Linked DNA regions of Homo sapiens: all the other regions are linked to region 1. A link is a contact called in ENCODE Hi-C data. All regions are on one chromosome and are shown on one strand. Each heading gives the region's core, a stretch centred on a gene start or an enhancer-like site at or near the end of the contact. The rest is flanking DNA. Distances are from core to core; before and after follow the strand shown.

Region 1 (4,962 bases), core at 1,244-3,743:
AGGCCATATAGAATGAGACTCCGTCTCAAAATAAAAATAAAAATAAATTGAAAAGTTACTAGTCTGGGAATGAAAGGATCAGTTTAGACATTCAAAGACGCAGACCTTCAGAAAGTCAAAGTCCAGCATGAACCTTTTAAACAGAAAAAAATCTTAATTACCTCATTTGCCAAAATTCAGCCAATATCAACCTTAATCCTATTAAGGTCCTAGAATTTTGCCTGAGTTTTCTAATTTCCCAATCATCTAATCAGTGTATAAGGTAGGAAAGAAGGTATTCCAGATTCTTAATGCAAATTTCTTTTCCTTTAATAACATTCATTCTGTTGAAACAACATCTGTATCACTCAGGAACAATTTTAACTGTGGTTTGCATGGCTGTTCTGTAGTAACATTCTTAACTGTTACACTAGTCCAGACAAACTTATGTAGCTCCCCAAGATTCATAATCAAGAAATTGCTGTTATCTGGAGGACATTCCAACATTACAGTAAGCAGTCAATGAGCAGTTCCACTAGGACAGGGGAGTCTTACACTCTAAGAACTTTACACTAGACTGCTAATCAGAGAAACCTGAAAGGTCTGTCAGTCCACAAAAGGTTAAAACAAATGGTTTTTTGTTAACGATAAACAGCTGATAAAAATGTTAAGCTTGGTGCTAATAGAAGCGTTTTCCAAAATGAAAAATTTAAATGATTACACAGTAGAAAGTACTAGTTACAAATTTTTCCTTCTATGCCAGTGTACGGTTTTCACTTACCCCTCCCAGATCCTTAATGTCCTTTTGAAGTTTTTCAGATATGGTGACAGAAGGTAAGTCAAGGTAAAATACTTTTCCCCAAAGTGGCTTACATTTGGATTTTTCTGGCCTGTTATCAGTTTTCAGAGATTTCAGAGATGGTCTGTTTTTTTCATTTTTGACTTGGATTCCACCTATTAAAGATGTTTAGAATCAGATGTTTTACACAGACACTTTTACTATTTTTAAAATATTTCATTATACAATATTACAGAATAAAAATCCTTACAACCCTACCAGTTTAAGTTATTAGCATTGAAATGTATTTCTTTGTAGTACTACTTAGGATAGAGGCAAAATGCCCTATATACTTTCACAGACCGCATATTGTAAAATAATAGTTGACTCAGCAAGAAATATTCGTGTGTTTATTCCTGAGGCACGGAACTATATAAAACTCTTTTGAAAGATTTTCTTTTTTTAGGATGTAAACTCCATGGGGATATTTAATACTCAACTATTTATTGAGCATCTGCCATTCTGCTGAACATTCAAAACTGGTGTTTAAACTTCATTTAGCGATGAAAGAATCCTCTGTTACGCAGAATAACCTAGTCCTCAAGGGTTTCAGACTGCTCAAGTTTTAGTTTCATATAAAGTTTGTCTGCATATTAACAACTAAACGGTCCATTTCACATACAATTTGTCTACGTATTAAGAACTTAACGGTCCATTACGAAGAACTAAACCTTTCATTATTTTCATTAGAAACAGATCTGAGATCCAAGCAACTGCTTTAAAAATTAATTTTTCAAACGCAATCTGTTCTTAAATTGGTAGTTACTACACACACACAAACACCTGTACAAAAAACTTAGGTGCTGGAATGTTTCACCAAATAAAGTGACTGAAAATGGAAATTTGCTTTTGTTTCCCTGTTTGTAATGTTGAAACCAGCAATGGGGTGTTTGAAATACAATGCTTTCCCCCAACTTATGAGGAAAGGAAAATAAACTTTCAAGGGTAAGACCAAAAATCCACCCACAATCACTCAATCTAATCCTGAAGCGAAAAGCCACGAGCGCGTCTGACTTTAAATTGAGGATGCAGTCCGTCGCCTCCAAGGGCCCGGGCGGAGGCTTAGCATATGCGAGAGCCCGGGAGCAGACAGCGCCGCAGTCCCGGCGAGGTCCCGGATCTGCACATTGTTTGCTAGTTTTCAACCGAAGGCACGACCGGGAATCAATCTGGGACCGCCGCTGTAAACGGCAGAGCGCTCGAGGGGCCGGGTCAGGATCCGTTCCTTCTTAGGCAAAACACTGAACGGGGGCTCCTTCCTTCAGACCCCAGAGGCCGGTCAGAAGAAAAGAAGCTGAGGACCCGGCGGGAGAAGTCTGAAGAATCAATGGTGGAACCACGAGGGGAGGAAAGGATTAAAGGGACTGCAGGCGGAGGAGGGGCTTCTTACCCTGGAAATGTCCTTTACTGTGGATCCTCATGGCTCCGGAGTTCATGGCAGTCGCCCGGCACCTACATGCTGGGTCCGGAGAAAGTGTCGCACCGGGCAGCCGCGAAAGCACGGCTTCCCCCGGCCTGTTGACAGGACGGCCGCCTCTCTCCTTCCGCCAGCTACGGCCTCTACGCAGTAGAGGTACCGCGTCTGCAGGTCGGGTTTCCGGGGCCGGATCCGGCTCCAAGGCGCGGAGGAGGAAGGCGCAAAGCACAAACGAGTGGGCTGCGGCGGTTGAAGATTTGAAAACGCGTCACGCGGCCGCGGCGCCGATACGCGCGCCCCGCCCCGTCTCACGCCACGCGCCGTGCCCCGCCTCGCGCTCGCCCCTCGTGCCTGCCTTCTCGCGCTGCGCGCCCCGCCCCCTCACGCCGCCGTCCTTCTCGCGCCTCGCTCTGGCCCTGCAGGTTGTGTTTCCGCCTCTACCCCGCCTCCATTCCGTTGCTCTCTCAGTCTCAGACCCGGGCTCTCGGTCCGCCGCTTCAGGTCTTGGCGCAGCCTCAGAGAGTTGGCGCGGCTCTGTGTTGACCAAACCTAGTGGATGCAGTTAGCGCCGGAGCCCGGCCCCGCCCGTCACCAGGGTTATTCCCGCCTTCTAGGTTTGCCAGGACTGCCGGCCCTGCAGCTGCCTTCTGCCCCAGGTATGCTAATTTTCCACTGGTCGGACGTCTGGGAAGCTGAAGGCGAGGGGCTTTGGCTGAGTCCGGACTCAGCTCTGGCCGGGCCCGGGGCCGGGGCCGGAACCGGAGCCGGACAGCGGCGGCAGCCGCAGCCCCTGCTCAGCGCGCCCTGGGTCGCACAGCAAGCGGGGTTTTCCCGCGGTCACTGCCGACCCCACCGGCTGAGGACAGCTGCAGAGGGACGTGCGGGAGTGAGGGCGGCCCCGGGGGGCGTCTGAGGGAGGGTCTGGCCAGGCGGCCCCGGCCTTGACGGCAGCGCCACCGCAGAACGCCTCCAGGTCACTTTGTGTCCTTGGGTAGTTGGCTATTTGCGCTGTCCTGTTGACTTTTATTGTATTCAGACCTGTTTTCTTTTAGTTGAGTGTAAGTTTATTTCAACAATGAAGGAGTGGAAAGTAACATCTCATTTTTTTTTCCTGTAAAACAGAGATTAAAGATCAAATTAAAATGCTTGTGAATATATTTTAATTTTATAAGTTGGAACATGCCTCTCCAAAAAAAAAAAAAAATCTGTTTCTTCAGGAGGAAGAGGATATTTTGAACTATTTTGCATTCCTCTACTCCAGGCCATAATAGGCACTCCTGTAGTGGTTGATTTTTTTACCTGGTAGCTCAAGGAAGTCAGAGTATCAGCGTTACGGTTTTGCAGGTAGGTACCTTAAAGAATAGACAAGGGTGGGTTGTGACAAGATTAGCTGGAGAACGCAGAGAACAGGTTTGCTAAGGGAAATGAGAGTTTGGTTTTAGACAGGTTTATGTTGAAGGGCCTGGGGCGACAGTCATGGAACTATGCTTATTAGACAGTTAAAGATGTTTATGACTCGAGAGAAATGTCTAGCAGAAGTGGACATGGGAAGAGGAAATAGAGATTGATTTGATATCTCTCCAATAAAATATTTCTGCATCAAGGTCTATTGATGTCAATCATGGGGCAATTCATTAGAGGTTAACAGATCTTGAGTGGTGGAAGGAAGTGTAGTTTGAACAAACATATTCAATATTGTAATTTCTATGGGAAAAAACTTATTTTCAAAATATAAGCTACAGAGAGCACAAAATGTTTATATTTACAGAAAGATTTAAAAAGTTGGGAAGCACTAATATAGAATGTAGTTAAAGCTTTGGGAGGAAATGAAATTGCCAAGGAGAGCATGTGAAATAAGAGAATTGATTATAAGCGTCGTTGATGAAATAGTGAAAGAGATGGAGAAAATGCCACAGAATTGGGAAGAGACTGCAAACATTGGAATCATATGGGCTTCACTAACTACTTGGCCTCTGGGTAATTTTGAGCCCCAATTTTAATCTATTAAAAGGGGGTAGTACTTCTCAGGGATGTTGTGAAGATTAAATGAACATTTTTGAATGCTTAGTACAGTGCCTGGCACAGAGTAGAGCTCCTTAAGAGCTCCATAATTACTATCATTCTAGTGAACACTGCACCAGTTCCTTCATCCCCAGGACAGATAAGGTTAAGACTTGAAAAATAAGTATTTGATTTTGGCGTTTCAGGTATCCTTGGTTTCCTTAAGGGTAATTTGAGTAGGTGGCAGAGATAAGTACAGTACTAGATAAAAATTATAATCTTGAAGTTCAGACAGGTTGAGTGTACTCTTTCAAAAAAATTTGTTATTGTAGGAAAGTATAATGAAGGGAAGACTGGATCTTTGGAAGGTTTAGAGGATGTGGGAAAGATTTTTAAGCATGCTTCTATTGAGGAACTTTTTTTTAAAAAAGGAAGTCCCATTTTATGGTCTTGTGAAAGATGAATTGTGTGTCTTATTTGCCGTGAAGAGGAAGGACAGTAACATAGTTGCACCCTATGCGGTTAGACTCACCCTCGACTGCACTGAAGATGGTAATTCCAAGCAATAAATAAGCAGGAAGTCCGCTTTATGCAATAGTTAGTAATTTTCTAATCTATTATCCAAGGTTAGTTTTTAAAATATTACTGGAACCTAAATCTGTTAGTAGCCACAGAAAGGATATGGCTGTAGTCAGTAAGGATAGAAACCTCCTTTTTATTGTCCAGT
Region 2 (4,962 bases), core at 777-3,276, 2.9 Mb before region 1:
AATGAATATAGATGAAATATGATCAGTCATGAGTTGCCCATGTTTGAAGATGGGTGATGGCTTCATGGAAGTTTATGACTATGCTCTCTACTAGTTATTTTCTATAATAAGTTCTTTTTTAAAGAATACAATATGCATTGGTATAAATGTGATAAGGGAAAATCTCAGCACGCTATATAAAAGAAATAGGGAGGCTGGGGCAGGAAGATCACTTCTGACCAGGGGTTTGAGACATGCCTGGGCCACACAGCAAAATCCCTTCTCCCTACAAAAATTTAAAAAATAGTTGAGCATGGTGGCACGTGCCTGTAGTCCCAGCTACTTAGGATGCTGAGGTCGGGGAACCACTAGAGCCCAAGAGTTCAAGGTTATAGCAAGCTATGATTGTACCACGCACTTCAGCCTAGGCAACACAGCATGCACATCTTTTTATATTTTTTTCTTTTTTTGAGACGGAGTCTCACCCTGTTGCCCAGGCTGGAGTACAATGGCGCAATCTCGGCTCACTGCAACCTCTGCCTCCTGGGTTCAAGCAATTCTCCTGCCTCAGCCTCCCGAGTAACTGAGATTACAGGTATGCACCACCACGCCCAGCTAATTTTTTGTATCTGTAGTAGAGACGGGGTTTCACCATGTTGGCCAGGCTGGTCTCGAACACCTGAACTCACTATGATCCACCCCTCGGCCTACCAAAGTGCTGGGATTACAGACGTGAGCCACCGTGTCCAGTTGCCCATGTCTTAAAAAAGAGAAAAGAAGAGAGAAAGAAAAGAAAGAGAGAAAAGAGAGAGGAGAGAGAAAAGAAGGAAGGAAGGAAGGAAGGAAGGAAGGAAGGAAGGAAGGAAGGAAGGAAGGTCGGTCAATTTTTACATTCCACAGGAAAGGATTAAGCTGAAAAAAGGAAGATAAAAGAATAAACCAAGAACATTCCAGGCAGATGGAACAACCTGCACAAAAGCTCAGAGGGTGAGAATGTGATGTGTTAAACAAAAATAAAGAAGAGAAGGAGGAAGGGAAAGAAAAAATGGGGGAAGAAGGATAGAGCTAGTGAGGTGTGGGTGGAAGAGCTAGAGAGGACAGGAGCCAGATCACGAAGGGCCTTCTGGGCTGCATAAAGGACTGATACAAAAAACACTGAAAGATCTTAAGAAGGGTAACAGCATGATTAACTTCTGTGTCTGCAGCTCACTCGCTATGGTGTGGAGAATTCCTGCAGGAGCACACAGTGGGAGCCGGAAGGGCAGTCAGAAAGCTGTTGTGGGGCTCTGGGTGAAACTTGGTGGCTATTCTCACCAGGGTACTGGTAAGAGCAATGGGAAAAAAGGAAAATGGTATTTTGAAGACAGAACAAACAGGCTGTTAGGATAAACTGAATTGGGATACGGAAATTATAAAGGATGACTCCATTACTTCCTGATTTTAGCATCTAAGTGGATGTAGGTATCATTTACTGAAATGAGTGAAATTAAAGGATGAAAGATTTAGACAAAATGTATCAAGAGTTCTGTTTGGGAAAAAGATCTTAGTCTGGGAACATCCAACTGGAGACATAAAGGAAGCATTGGTATTTATGAGTCTGGATCTCAGTAGAAAAATCTAGGCCAGACATATAAATTTATGAGTTACTTGGGGGACTGCAAGAGACAGCCAGTTTTCTGTTAAAGCAGAAGTAAACACTCAGAGAAGAGGTAGAAAATATGTAGGAATTTCCTGATCAGAGAATGATGTTCTATATCTAGAACACATGGAAAGAGCCTAAAGGATGGAGGAAAGGGACAGTGTGGGGCACACATTAAGAAACATGATACTTGCAAATGGTTAAAAACAAAAGGGAAGAAGAAATATGAGGGTGCAGTCTGAGGCATAGTGGATGATCAGGGAGTTTTTTTACTTTGGATAGTGCCTGGGATATGACACAGTGATGTGAGGCACAGAGGATTCCATCCTGGCAGTCTCTTGGAAGCAGTGGAATAGAGGCTACTGTTTTGGCTGCTGCTCGGCACAGCTGCCCCTATGTGCACTAGGCAAAGCATGGAGAGGGATGGGCCGAGCTTTTGCAGCTGCACAGATGACAAGGTACAGGTCCTCAACCTTGGCTACATATCAGAATCACCAGAGGAGATTTGAAACAACAATGCCTAGCTCTGCCCCTGATTTAACTGGTGTGGGGTAAAGTCCTAGCATCTGTATTTGTAAAAACACCCGCAGTGATTCTAACGTGCAACCAGGACTGAAAATCATTGTGTTAAACCTTCAGGTTCCAACACCAGCTTCTCACTGCCTCTCTTCCTTTGCCTGGTCTCTCCAAAACTGAAGTCGCCTTTTTACTATAAACATTCAAAAGTTTTTCAACTATTTTGAGTGTCCTCATAGTTGAAAGCTCAGTGGTAAACAAATGAGCCAAGTCCTTACCACGTAAAAGAGATACTGAAACAGCACCTTACTGGAAAACTTACTACTCTCAGGTATAGCTGAACAGCCTGTTTTAGATCCACCACCAGCAACAGCACATCATCCAACTGCCTATGATCCTCTTATCTACCAGAACATAACTGGGAACATTTAGCAACATTTTTAAAATAAGCAGATATATAATAGCTACAGTGTTCTGCAAGTCTACTAGCTTAAAAATCTGATCCAAACAAGGAATTAAGGTTATTTAAGTATGACTTTTTTTTTTTTTTTAACTAACTTCGTGTCACTATTTTGCTTTCTAATTGTTGAGAAACCATCGGAACAGTATTTTCATTAGAGAAGGGGGAACAAGAAGAGCGTGCAAGGGGAATGTCACACCATTTCCTTCGGTTCTGGTTCATAGATTTATCGTCTTCTGTAAAGGTTTGGACATCTCAAGACTGCTAATGCCTCTCCAATTTTTCATAGATCCTCAAAGATCACGGACAGTGATGAAACAGTTTCAACTCCAAATTTCTTTAAAATTCTGTGCAACAGTCATCTCAAGTCTTCAATCAGAACTCCAAAGAGAACCAAAGTACTATCAAATGTCCTAAGACATTTGTTAATTTAATTCACATCTACATTTGTTCTGCACTTTCATGCCTGAAACTAACTCTCCCTGGAAACAATGATATCAGGAGGTGAGTGCTTGCACTTCTTCTGTGACCTTTCTATCCCCATGACCCCTGTGTGTGTGAACTTTAAAGCCGAGCTCACACTCGGTTTCTAATTCTTCCACTTCTCTCATTGAGATGACTTGTGCTTATCTGCTTTGATGTTTGATTGTTCGGTTTTGAGAGACTTTAATCATCCATTTTAATACATTAACCTTCTGGAGTTTTAGGGCTATGGGTTGTATACTTCTCAGGACTTTGAAGAGAAATACTTCCTAGATGCAAGGAATTGTTCCAGGTGGAGCAAGAAATAACATGCATACAGCCCTTGAGGAGATTACCAGCTAACAGAGAAGACAGGAAAGTACCAAGCAACCAAAATGAATGATGAAAGAAGGAAAAATTCTAAACAAAAGTAAGGCAAAGTTATCAAGGACCAGGAATGGAAGAACTCCAAACACATCAAAAGAAGGCAAAGCACAGGAAAAATCTCCAAGTCATCCACAGAGGTAAAAAGTAGTTGTTTACACATACTCTTGAAATTACTAGAGAAGGGCCGTGTTTGATGAGATGGGATAGTTTCATAAAAAATAAGTAAATGTAGATCCTTATGAGTTTTTCAGATTGATTTTTCACACATACTGAGATTTGAAACCTACTATGTTAATTAGTTCTCTATGAGTTTTTATACATAAACATAATACCCACATGTACCATATAATGCCACATGTACCATATAATACCCACATACACTGAAAACTATGAAGAAAGGAATTCTGTGAAGGCAAACAAACACCAAATAACAAAAACTAAGAAGGAAGAAAAGGGGAAGGAGGAAGCCAGGTAGGAGAAGGGTGGGGGGGAGAAAGAGGAGGAGGAAGAGGAGAAGGAGAAGAGGAGGAGAGGAGAGGAGGAGGAGAAGGAAAAGGAGAGGAGGAGGAGAAGGAAAATGAGAAGAGGAGGAGGAGAAAGGGGGAGGGGAAGGGGGAGGGGAAGGGGGAGGGGGAGGAGGAGGTATTTTCGTTTTTCTCTGGTCCTACTTTCAAGCACACTTGTCTGGAGAAACACATTACTGAGGTCTTTGAAAAACCTGTATTTCACATTTCTAGAGAAATCAAATTTTCTCATTCTGAGGTCAAGTTGCCATTTCAAATAGATTTTTATCTGTAGTAGCTTTTTTTTCCCACAGAAACTGTTTTAGAAAAGCAGAAAAGAAATGGATATACTTCTTGATATTATCACTTTTCCTCAATCTTTGATTACTTATTAAACTCTTGCTAATTCTTACATACTACATATCATACTGTATCTAAAAATCAAAGTCAAACCCATTCATTCCTAATCTTCTGTTTTAAAAGCCATATACAGCATCGCGATGAGAATGAATCATTGCATGAGCTAGGATTAAAGAAAAGCAGATAAATCAGATGCTCAACTTTACAGCATTTCAAGCCTCTTGGTCCAAAGATGTGTTTAAAGCATTCTGTTTCTGTTTCTTGAGCAGAGTCATAAATGCCCCCTCTTTCTCTAACAGAGGCATACACACCCAGGATCACACAAGAAAAGTCAAGTTTCCACTCTCATGAAAAAAGCATCTCCAAAGCAGTGAAATGAGATGCACCAAAAAAATCACATCACTGATTCACCACCATGAGGCTCTGAGGAGTCCCCAAGTACTACTCATTGCCAAATAGTATTAACTAGAGATTTTGCATGTCGCATTCAAAAATAGTCATATGAAATTAAGTGAAGCTTAGAACAGCAGGAGAAACAATTAAAACAGCCCTCGAGGGTCATTAAGGCAGGGGTATTCAGAGTTCAGACTCTTCTCCACCCATTCTAATAGAGACCAAAACACACATACACACCCCTGAAGTTTAAGTTATAACCA
Region 3 (4,962 bases), core at 1,058-3,557, 2.3 Mb before region 1:
TCCCCTCTCTAACCTTATCTGTATATTGTCCACCCACAGCATTCTCTTCTAGAAAGAGAAAACAACAACCACTTTATGTACCTTGGGAGCTTTCCATATACTGTTCCATCTCTATAGCAGAATAATTCACTCAGCCCTTGTTAAATTTATTTTGTAATATTTTATATAATTGTTTCTTTACTGTTTACTATTTCCCCCATTGGACAATAAACTGCACGAGGGAAGAACCATGTTTGTCTTGTCCGTGATCACTGCCTCCACATTGGCTGGCAGTGTAACTAAGGATGCAATAAAAATTCTTTGTTATGGAATACATCAAAAAAATTCAGGACAAAAAGACATGTAATAATTCTCTAGATCAGATTTCTCTTTTTGCTGAAAACACATGTGGGCCCTTAAGGGGTAGGTGATTTATCAATGTTATTGTTATGTTAATGTCTCAGTTACCTCAATGTCCTGGTTTCTGGCCCAGCAGGGATAAATACATCTCCTGATGTCCTATGTCCTTTATCACGCCTGCAGTCTTACTCTTTCACATTTTTGGTGTATCTTCTTTCTCACTTTTCTAACTCATTTACAATCCTTTCTTTAAAAATTTGTCTTCACCTGTCCTGTTTTTTCAGTACTAAAATACAACTATGTTCATTCACCACATTTTCCATAGCACCAGTACAATAAAAAGTGACTTGGATAAAGCTTTTCATTTCCTTACTGCACAATTTGCTCAAGTTGTCATTCTCAATATTGTCTCATTTCCCCATACCCTGACAGAGTGACTAGCTAAGAGGCAGAGAGTGCAGCCATCCCAATGGCAGCACACATAGTTACTCTTTATGTTTCTAAACATCCTGCAAATTATTTAGGACGGGTGTTTTGTTTTGTTTTGTTTTGCTTTTCCATTAAATAGCCTCTAAGCTTTGAAGCAACCAAGAGAGAATCGGAGTAAAAAAATTATAGGGTTAAAGAAAGAAAAAATAAACAGATCAATAAAATGAAGAAATAATAAAGTGGAGAAAAGGAAGGATGGGGAGGTGGTTTAGAAAACAAAAAGGGTTCCAAGCAGCGGGGCTGTTAAAAGGACCAGAATCTAAGTCAGGAGGTTGGGGGTGGGGGTGGGGGTGGGGCAGGAGTCTGAATTCTTTTTCTCCTATACTGATGAGCGATAATTAACTATGGCCTGGACTGTCTTTCCATCTAAAAAACTAACTGCCCGAGGAGTAAAAACTGACACCAATCCTTCTCCACGGGGTGGGAGAGATAATAAATGGAAATCTTCCAACAAAAATGCTCTTTATCTCTCTGCTCTATTTTAAGAGCAAGATTTTTAGGGCATAATTTTCAACAAGTTTTGGCTGAGGCTGAACACAGGGTTCAAAGATAATTTAGGACAGTCAAAGAAGAGGCCAATTACTTTCTAACAGAAATGGCCTAAACACCACGATTACATTACTGGGAAATAAACCAAATGACTGCTAGAAATACCTGTTCGCAAAGCAGCACTGCATGATCTTCCATGAAATGCCCTGCATCAACCCAAAGTAGCAGGGAGACTATCAAGGGGGCGAAAGTAACCTGCCTGTCCTTTCCTGCTGGGACACATCCTACCTGGGACAATGTCTCCTTGCCTTCTTTCTCCTGGGCCCAACCTCAGGACTTGCCCTTAGCTCTAGGAACCAAGAGGAGGAGGAGGGGGAATCAGTGGAACAGACACCCTTCTCCACCCTTCTCACTTTCCACCTTAAGGTGCCAGGAGATGAGGGACCCCGCAGCTCAGGGCGGACGCCCGGTGAGGGCGCAGAATCGGGGAGGATGGATGCAGCGCGTGGCGCAGACTGCATCTTGACCCTCAACTCCGCCGCCGCTACCTTCTTTCGCGCTCCTCCCCGACCCGCTCACCTCCGCGCCCCCCGCGCCCTCCACGCCGGGCAGGGGCGAGCCTTGCAGCTCCCCGGGAGCGGCGCCGACTCCCCAAGGGCCCACCCGGGGGCCAGGGCCTACGGACTGCACCTCCGACTGGCGGTTGCAGGGTGGCTGCCGCGGCGGTCGCACTCCAGCTGCTTCCCCGCCTACCCAAGCTGGATCGCGAACAGCCAGGGGAGAAGGAAGGAGGGAGGCGCGCGGAGGCCGGCTTGGCAGCGACGCGCCGCTAGGGGCTGCGTGCCCGGACAGCTCGTGGCGCCGAGGGCCCGAGGAACGCTGACTGGAGTCGGGAAGAGCCGTGGAGCGCGGGGAGGAGTCGGGGAGCTCGGAGGGGGCGGGGGTGTGTGAAGGGAGCCGGGCTGTGTGGAGGGAGCTGGGAAGGGCCCAGAGCACCGAGGGGGAGCCAGCAGTGAGTGCACTGGGGAGCTCCACACACGCGGCTCCGCAGCTTTGCGCGCCCTTCTACCGCGAGCGGCTGAGTATCCGCCTGGCTCCCCTGCGGGGTTCCTCCGTGGTCTTCCGGAGATTCTTTCTGAAGCAGCTTTAGAATAGTCAAGCCTATTTTTCTACTCCATTTCTTTTTGTAATGTGGGGTCACCTTTCCGCTCTAGAAATTGCTTTTCTTACGCGATTCCCACCCCAACTCTCGCCAAGGGCCCTGGTTCTCATCTCCCCAGTCTTAGCTTCTGACAAGCCTCCAAGAAACTGCGCTTTTTTCTTTTGTAAGTGTTCTTTTGCCTCATGTTTACCCTATCCCAAACGTCTTTTGACTAGACTGTGTCCTTGGAATAAAATGTTCGGAAATGCCCTTTCATGAAAACTCCCTCGGATAGGAGGACCCTCACAGACCCTGGACTGCAGAGATTATTCTGTTGACTTTGACCTTCACTCTAGCTGGTGCCGCGCGAGCTTTGGTGTGGGGGAAAGGAAGGTTAGGCCGTGAGTCAGGAGACCTGTGTTCCTGCGAAAGCCATTTACCTTCTGGGGCCGCAATGGCTTTGAATGTTTCAGGGGATCCCCTGAGAGCACCTTTGGCTCTGGGTTTCTGTAAATTTTCTCCCTGCGGATTACCAAGTAAAAGTACCTTTTATCTTTTGTGTAGAAGGTGTCAGTAGAAGAAGCAAGAGATCTTTATTCCCAAATATAAAATCAACTTACCAAAAATTCTCAAATTTGGGGAAATTTTTTTCATACATTAGTAAAGTACCATTTCAACAAATTAAGTTTAAAAATTATCCCTCTAGGTGGTTTATTAACCAGACCAAAAAAACCCAACAACAACAACAACGAGAGGGGGGTCTTAGATCGATCACTGGGGCACTGCACTTTCCCCTTTGTAGTCCATACACAGATTAACCTTTGTAAATGCTGCTTTGGAAATACATCCTTTGTTTGACTTGAAATGTAACCCCTCCCCTACCGCCAAATATTATTAAGGTTTAAAGTTTAGGCAGAAGCTAAGGTTTTAACGATGTGTCAGGGTGTGGAACCATCGACAGCTGGTAGAATACTTTCCATTTTGGTTACTGGAAACAAGTCATTAAATCTAATATCAATTTTAATAATTTCACTTCAACAAAACTGTCAAATAATGAGATTCGTGGAGTTTTTTCTAGTAGTTCCTCTGGAGAACTTGTGGAGAAAATTCATGAATCTTAGCAGTTAACGGAAAGTATATTGCTTTTCCATATATTTTAAAAAACTATAGAATTATATAACTTCCCCACGGGGATATTAAAAGAAATTGCACTTTCTAACTTCTATAACCATAAATTATCATGTAAAACATGTAGGTAAGCCATATATTTTAAATATGTTTAAAAGCTCTCTTAACATGGGCTTTGACTATTGAGAAAATAGATAAAGTAATGTGAAATCCCTTTTCCTAAATGAGAATCAGTGAGTCAACAATTTGCAGCTTCCAAAAGGGATATCTCTTTTTCATGCTTGAACTATTAAAATAAACAAATATCTTTGATGGGAAATCTAATGTTACCAAATGTGTTCCAGAAGACTGTTGGTGTTAATGCAAAGCATGATTCCTTTAACTTCCATGGTAACTAATTTTATCATTGTTTTTCAGCTGGAGATGCAGAGTATGAAAATGATTTTGCAAGACTTTTCCAGGTCATGAGGTGCTCTCTGAGAAATCTCTTCTGTTCCCTAAAGTAGTAAGTGACTCAACTGAAGCGAAGCAATAATTATTAAATGGATCTCTAGTGGCCTAGGGGCATTAACACATTTTTTTCCTTTGAAGTTATTATACAATTAAATAACTTTAGAGTGGTAGTTCCCAAAATGTGTGACTTTAGGCACTAGTTTGCCTAAATGCTGCTCTAGCAAGTCATTCACTTCAAAAATATTGAGCCACTTCTATATGCCCTGGCTGGCACTCTAGGAACAGTGGTGAAGAAGACAGATATATTTACCTGTCCTGATAGAAGTTACAGTTTGGTGAAAACGATAAATTAGTAACAAGTGCAAATAAGATTTATGCAGATTTATTTACACAAAATAAATGTAAGTCGTGATGTAAATAGTAGATTTTGAGATAAACAATAAGAGAAATCTCTTCATTTTAGAGATCCACAATGTATGTTAATAAATTAAAGGCTCTGAAAATTCCTATGGTAAAAACATTTTACCTAACCTATTCCCCAAACCCCCAAATTTGTTTTGAACAAATTTGTTTGTAAGCAGTGCTTATAATAAAATAGAATAATTTTTGTGAAATGCTGCTTTGTTTTAAAACCAAAGAATTCAATAAACATGAAATTCTGTTAACATCACCTTACATTTATTTGTCAATGTACATTAATATACATCAATAGATTTATACATGTAAATATAATCTGAAGTAGACTGTGTTTGCACATGTTTATACCAGCGCAATTCACAATTGCAAAAAATATGGAACCAGCCTAAATGTCCATCAACCAACGAGTGGATAAAGAAAATATAGTATATATATACCACAGAATACTACTCAGCCATAAAAAGGAACAAAATAATGGCATTCTCAGCAACCTGGATGGAATTAGA

The links. A loop is a pair of places that touch in the nucleus more often than their neighbours do. Pooled maps may share reads with other maps.
Region 2: a map with no recorded cell type shows a loop between it and region 1 (4-fold over the local background). The contact joins the enhancer-like site here to the promoter of DBF4 in region 1. A Hi-C loop is called at or near these places in 2 of 37 single-sample maps with no recorded cell type and 2 of 50 pooled maps.
Region 3: a loop to region 1 is called in a pooled map, with 3 times the contacts of the local background. The contact joins the promoter of STEAP2-AS1 here to the promoter of DBF4 in region 1. A Hi-C loop is called at or near these places in 4 of 50 pooled maps.

What each region holds. Positions count from the first base shown.
Region 1 is chr7:87,874,024-87,878,985 of GRCh38, reverse strand. DBF4 (DBF4-CDC7 kinase regulatory subunit) reads right to left here and starts at 2,493. Exons shown (of 12, transcript NM_006716.4): 1 at 2,208-2,493; 2 at 761-933. The coding sequence starts at 2,253. It overlaps SLC25A40 (solute carrier family 25 member 40), which reads left to right and starts at 2,626. Exons shown (of 12, transcript NM_018843.4): 1 at 2,626-2,890. RefSeq lists enhancers at 2,214-2,333, 2,521-3,030 and silencers at 2,394-2,653, 2,784-3,233.
Region 2 is chr7:90,774,740-90,779,701 of GRCh38, reverse strand. All of the region lies in intron 4 of CDK14 (cyclin dependent kinase 14), which reads right to left. Among named protein-coding and RNA genes, the nearest start is that of CDK14, 180 kb to the right of the region's middle. RefSeq lists an enhancer at 2,531-2,590. Within about 2 kb of position 2,026, at least 4 of the 41 ENCODE cell types and tissues checked have a DNase peak (open chromatin) inside an H3K27ac peak, as active enhancers do.
Region 3 is chr7:90,208,980-90,213,941 of GRCh38, reverse strand. STEAP2-AS1 (STEAP2 antisense RNA 1) reads left to right here and starts at 2,307. Exons shown (of 3, transcript NR_110029.2): 1 at 2,307-2,642; 2 at 4,004-4,091. It overlaps STEAP2 (STEAP2 metalloreductase), which reads right to left and starts at 2,202. Exons shown (of 6, transcript NM_001244944.2): 1 at 1,897-2,202. RefSeq lists a silencer at 2,040-2,099.